Regions from separate parts of the Mus musculus genome. Here region 1 is linked to region 2. The links are chromatin loops, found by intact Hi-C in ENCODE. Cell type or tissue: heart. All regions are shown on one strand. Links, peaks and the distances in the headings refer to the core of each region. The heading gives the core; the rest is flanking DNA.

Evidence for each region. Hi-C counts contacts between places; a loop is a spot of excess contacts. Peaks named below come from ENCODE experiments on the same cell type or tissue, not always from the same donor. Only the 100,000 strongest peaks of a DNase experiment are listed, where the experiment ranks them.
Region 1: a loop joins it to region 2, with 2.7 times the contacts of the local background. A loop is called at or near these places in 14 of 42 quality-filtered maps.

Annotation. Positions count from the first base shown.
Region 1 is chrX:20,847,245-20,850,162 of GRCm38, reverse strand. It overlaps Araf (Araf proto-oncogene, serine/threonine kinase), which reads right to left and starts at 1,620. Exons shown (of 16, transcript NM_009703.2): 1 at 1,544-1,620; 2 at 81-236. The coding sequence starts at 176. In heart, for the core only: no CTCF peak of the experiment used is centred there; a DNase peak (open chromatin) is centred at 1,652; H3K4me3 peaks cover 1,782 bases; H3K27ac peaks cover 1,350 bases.
Region 2 is chrX:20,944,816-20,947,733 of GRCm38, reverse strand. All of the region lies in intron 1 of Elk1 (ELK1, member of ETS oncogene family), which reads left to right. Among named protein-coding and RNA genes, the nearest start is that of Elk1, 4.3 kb to the left of the region's middle. In heart, for the core only: a CTCF peak has its summit at 1,479 (motif pointing right); no DNase peak of the experiment used is centred there.

The DNA of each region.
Region 1 (2,918 bases), core at 295-2,794, 98 kb after region 2:
CATTCCCTAACCCTCGCCACCCTTCTGATCCCACACTACGACTATCTGGAACCCCTGCCAGTACTGCCTGAGTGACTCACCACTGTGCGTTGCTTGTTAGGCAGGTACACTTTGACAGTGCCAACTGCCCGAGATGGCTCAGCCCCACTAACAGGAGGGCCTCGTGGTGGTTCCATGTTGCCTAAGATTGTTTTCAAGATGGGCTGAGGTAGGACTGGGCAGCTGCCATAGGCCTCCTAGCAGAGGACAGAGGAGAAATTCAGAGGTCTAGTAATGACAGCCTGAAAGCAGAGTGGCAGAGGACATATAAAATTCCATCTCCAAGTTCCCACTGTTCCCTAAATCCCACTTTTTATGAACCAGCCCAATGATACTAACCCTTCTCTGCTGAGAATCTCCTATTGCTTATGTCATAGTTGAGTACCAAGATCTGAGACTCACTGCAGTGAGGAGACAGTGCACACGGTTCTGGACAGTGCAGAACACATGACTCTCTAGAGATTAATGGGGAAGCCATTATGTACTGCACTGAAAAATCACAGGTCTCAGGCACACAATGGAAATAAACAGGCTGTCTTAGCTTCAGAGAATGGGTAATCAGACACAGACAGGGGACAGGAAAATGGAGGATCATCAGACCTTGTTTTTAGATTGAAGGAAATGAAGACAGTACCAATGACCTTAAAAGGCACTGTGGGTATTCCAGAGCATAAGCTATAAGGCTAATGGTAGAATCAAAGGTACTGTCAGGTAGCTAATAGAGGTCACCAGACCCTCTAGAGTCCACAGAGGTTCGCCATACCCTAGACTAAAGAGAGATGTAATAAGAGTCACTACAGACTGTGAAAAACAGCTGGATAACAGACCACATTACACACTAAATCAAATGCAGTGGCAATGATGGCTCATCAGAAAACACTATCAAGAGGAAAGGCAAAGGAAGACAATGGTATCCAGATGAAGAAGATGGAGGTGAGGTTGGGGGAAGGGTTTCCAAAAACTGTACCTGATAACTACTGGGGGTCACAAACAGATTACTGGTGTAAACGCACTGTGAAATCATGGAAAGGGATTAGGGTGAACTAGGGATAATGAGGTAATCGTCAGACATCTTCCTAGGTGGCGTAGAATATGAAGGGCAATAAGGAACCATGGGAGAGAGCTGCATCTCCTGGACGTCGTGAGGAAACGTCATTAGACATTTTAAGGGGTTTAAGAATTCACCTTGGAATTTCGCACCCAAGCCCCAGACCCCAGACCCAATTTGGCTCCGTCCCGCCCTCCCCAAGGGCTTCAAGCTCTGTGCAGGTGCACTGCCACGCGCAGCAAGCGAAACCACCACTGCAGCCTGCAGGCCGACTCCTCCATCCACTCCCACGGTCGATGACGACGGTCTCGCCCTGGTCAAACCACTCCTTTGGTTCCGGGCGGGAGAACGCTGAGATTCAGACGGAAGCATCTTGGAGCTGAGCTTTCGGTCTGGACTTCATACCCGGGTCCCGCAGCCGCTCCAAAACCCGAACCCTACCGGGCCTGCCCTCACCTGTCACACCGCTACCACCACCACCGCCTCCATCTTGGGCTTGTCTTCTTGTTTCCTCTCAGTCCACCGCCACCGTCCCTAGGCTTTTTGCTATTGGCTCGCTGTGACTCGTCTCTCCATTCTTATTGGAGGATGATCATGCCCATCAAGACAGGGCCAGCGGAATGTGGGTCGTGTTCCGGATTAGGAGGGGTGGGCTCAAATGGCTGTCTCTAGGGCAAATTCGCCTGTCCTGATTGGCGCGCAGGCGCAGTCAGGGCGACTACTGCGTTTTAAGGACTTTAACCCTAACCGTGCTATAGAATAAAGAAGCTTGTCTTTTTTTGGTGTGCGTGTCAGAGGCACGACTCCATTTCAGTTTTGTATTTTCTGGCCATTTAAGACTGATCTGAGCAAGAGAAACCCTTAAATGCAATTTGGCCAGTAGTGTAAAGCACATTTTAAAGGACTATTCATATATCTTAATTTGATGGTCTTTAAAACAGGGTGGACTCAGACTAAATGATGTTCAGTATTTACCAGCTCTAAGAAACTGTAGTCATAACTTTTGCTAATTAGCGGATCCGTGCTGGAGGTCTGGCTCTAGGGAGGGAGGAAAGGGGTTGAGGAATTTGAAAGACAGACCACAGCTGGCTAGGTGAAGAAGGGAGTGTTGTTCTGGAATGCAATCCTGTGGCAGCCATTTGTGGACATATTTTAGGATGAATATAATTCTTAAACTGAATTTACCCAGGCATCAGAATAAGAAAAGGCACAGACACACACATGTGTATGTACCTACATTCTTTTTTTGGAGCATTTCCTTCAGAAAACTTTTATTTTCTCTGTCTATTGGAGATAGATAGATAGATAGATAGATAGATAAATCTTCCTTAAAAGCTTAGTTCTAGGGTTGTAGCTCAACAAGAGAATGAACCACAAAGCCCTGAGTTAAATTCTCAGCACCCTGCCCCTCCCCAAAGAGTATGGCAGTCTCTTGCCAGTTTTACAACCACAGAAAATTTTCCTAAAGGCCTTGAAACCATCTCTTTCAAATGTAACAACACCCCTATCTCCCTGTCTGATGCAAACTTCCTCTATGTGTCCAGCTCAAAGTTGTTCCTTCTTTCTTCTAAGATATGAGTCTTGGTTTTCCTTTGGATATAGTTAAGTAACAGATGGCCACCCTGACTACTAGATGAATTTAAGAGAAACTCTGTGTCCCAAATGGTACCGTCACGTTTTCTTACTTCAAAACGAGCTAGTAGTTATTTTGAGAACCTGTATGTAATGGGCTGAGTCTGTTGGTTCTATAAAAAGATAAGATTTCTTTCTTTAAGTTCTTTGCAAAAACAGGACAAGAAATAATTTGAAAATCAATCAATCATGAATCCAA
Region 2 (2,918 bases), core at 311-2,810:
AATTAAGATGTCAGTTACGACTTTTTAAATATTTAACAGCTATTTACTAAGCACCTAGTGAGTACCAGGCACTTATTGTAGATGCTGGAGATATAGAGAAGCAAAACAGGCAGAAATCCCTGTACATAGAAAGCAGGCAGGCATTACTAAAAGTGAGGGAGACAGACTGTATAGATAGGTAAAATGAAATACCACATTATACAAAGGCTAAGGAACAGACATGAAGTGGGGCAAATAGGACTAGAGTATCAAGGTATTTGAACTCTTAGAGACAAGGCATGCTACACTTGGAAATGTGACTCATAAGTTAAGGCCTGAAAGAAACAAAGGAGTAAGCCATATTGTGTAAAGGAAGAATGTACCAGAAAGAACACTCAATGCAAAGACCCTGAAGCCCAGATTATGGCTACCATGTTCAAAAGCCAGTGTGACTGGAAACAAGTTGAGAGGGAGGGATAGAAGTCAAGGTCATAGAAATTATGGAAGCCAGATGGTGAAGTCGTACAGAAAGTTAAGGGGGAGGGAGAAGGATGCCATACAACCTAAGGGCTAATGTTTATTGCATTTCTAGCATGTGCTACAGACAGTTTTCTAAGTACTTTACATATATAGAGACACATTGAGTCCTCATTTTTAAAAAGTATTTTTTGATTTGAGAGTAAGATACCCTATTTTACAGATATAGAACAAGGCATAGAGAGGTTGAACAACTTGCTCAAAGTCACACAGGCAGAACAGGGCAGAGTATGAGGCTGTGAAGATCAGCACAGAACAACTTTGCAAGAACAAACAAGTTACTCCATGCATTGGATCGTGCAGAGGAAAAACTCTACCTGGCAAGAAACATTATGGCCTCAGGTAGACACTTTAGAGCTTTTATATATGCTTTTCTCTTTATCAGAATTATCCTTCCCATGGACATCAATATGACTTGCTACCTCCCCTCCACCAAACATCGCTTCTTCAGGGAAGTGTCCTACTTGTCACTCTGGGATCTTGCCTGTTTATGTTTTCTTTGAGAACTGGCCTTGATTGGCTAGGGGTGCTCAGTTTGACTGCCAGCATCCAGCAGCTCCTCCAAGGGTGAGACCTTAGGCAGGTTACTTAACATCTTTCTCCACACTTCACTCACTTGTCTGCAAAATGGGAAGCATAATACAGTCCACCTTTTGGAGGGTATTATTATTTTGTTTTCTTCCTTTTTTTTGAGACATTTCTTACTGCCCTATGAATGTGTGGATTATAATATGCAAGGGCTCCTGTCTGTTGTGTCCTAAGCTGTTTTAAGGCACCCAGAGAATGAGGTGAGGAGTGGAAAGAAAGCCTTCTGGGAAGGGCAGGTAACTAGGATTCCTGGTAAGGCCTGTGTGGGAAAAAAAAAAAGCAGCAATCAAATTCAGCCTGTCTCTTTGATAAGCTAGTAGTTGATCAGATTTCACTCAGCTGCTGGGTTCTGGCATAGCTCAGAGGAGGCGGTGAAATTGCCTGTTTTTGCCACTAGGGGTCACACTGCACTCTATAGGCCTCTGAAAGAATCTGGTGTTGGGAATATTTAGTCCCTTAGAGCTGGGGGGGGCGGGGGCGGGACTCTGATCCACTGTCCCTCGGCACTCTAATTTGGACAGCTGCCTAACACTGTTTCTGCTAAAAGAACCTTGAACTGGCTCAGACATATGAGGATCATACTATAATTTCATGCAGATTAAAGAATAAAGCTATAAATCTAAATCATAGGTTCTTCAAAACCTTAAAAGGTTTATTCTTAATCCTTAATCCAACAATCCGAGCCAGGTGGACAGCTGGTTGATTAAGTCCCATCCTTGCAGGGACTTAAGCAGGTTCAGTGTTAGTTCCAGTTTGGTTATAGGAAAGGGTAATGGTAGGATAACAGGTGAACAGTGAACATCCTTCTAATGAGGTGATAATTTGTTTTGCTTTTTTTATTGAACATAGATTTCTCTCTATCCCCATAAACTGTAAGATATCTATAGGTATAGATATCTACCTATAGATATCTTACAGTTTGCCCCCATCTGTATTCCTCCCAGTTCTTTCCCACCTCCCCTCCCATTAGAAAACAAACAGGCAGCAGGGTAGTCATGGTGTGGTACAGGCCTTTAATCCAGGGCAGCCAAGAGGCCCTGTCTCAAAAAAACAACAACAAAAAGCCAGGCAGTGGTAGCAAGTGCCTTTAATCCCAAATCTCAGGAGGCAGAGGCAGGTGGATCGCTGAGGCCAAGGCCATCTTGCTAGTTTCAGGACATCCAGTACTATACAGACCCTGTCTCAAAATAAAAACAGGAAGGAAAGAAAGGAAAGGAACAGAACAGGCTTCTAAGAGATAATAATAAAATATAATAAAAGAAAAGAAAAAGAGCCCAAGAGAAGGCCCAAGAAACAGACCCATTCATTTGAACACTAGGGAATCCCATAAAACACTAAATTGGAAGCCATAATATATACACAAAGGATCTGATGCAGGTGGTTAAATGCTCAGACTCCTGAAACTGGTCATGGTGACCCATGCCAAGTATCTCAGTACTAGGGAAGTGGAAGCAGGTAAAACAGGAGTTCAAGGTCATCCTCAGCTGGATGGCAAGTTTGAGGCTTTCCTGGGCTATCTAGACCCTGTCTCTAAAAATAAATAAATAACAAAACCACTTAGACCCCTGAAGGGTGATACTTGGGTCAAATGCAGGAACTGTCACAACAGTGAAGTCACTTGGACATCTTTTCCCTTGTGTAAAATTAGTGATATTGTAATAAGAATATCTCCTTTCCAAAAGGAAAAAAATGCCTATTTTTCTGAGTTGGGATGAGAGATAAGTGAGTCAGTGCCTATAAAAATAACAGCCCATGCCTTTATCTAAAACCCCATAGACCAGTTATATTTCAGAATTGTGAATTTTTCAGTTTAG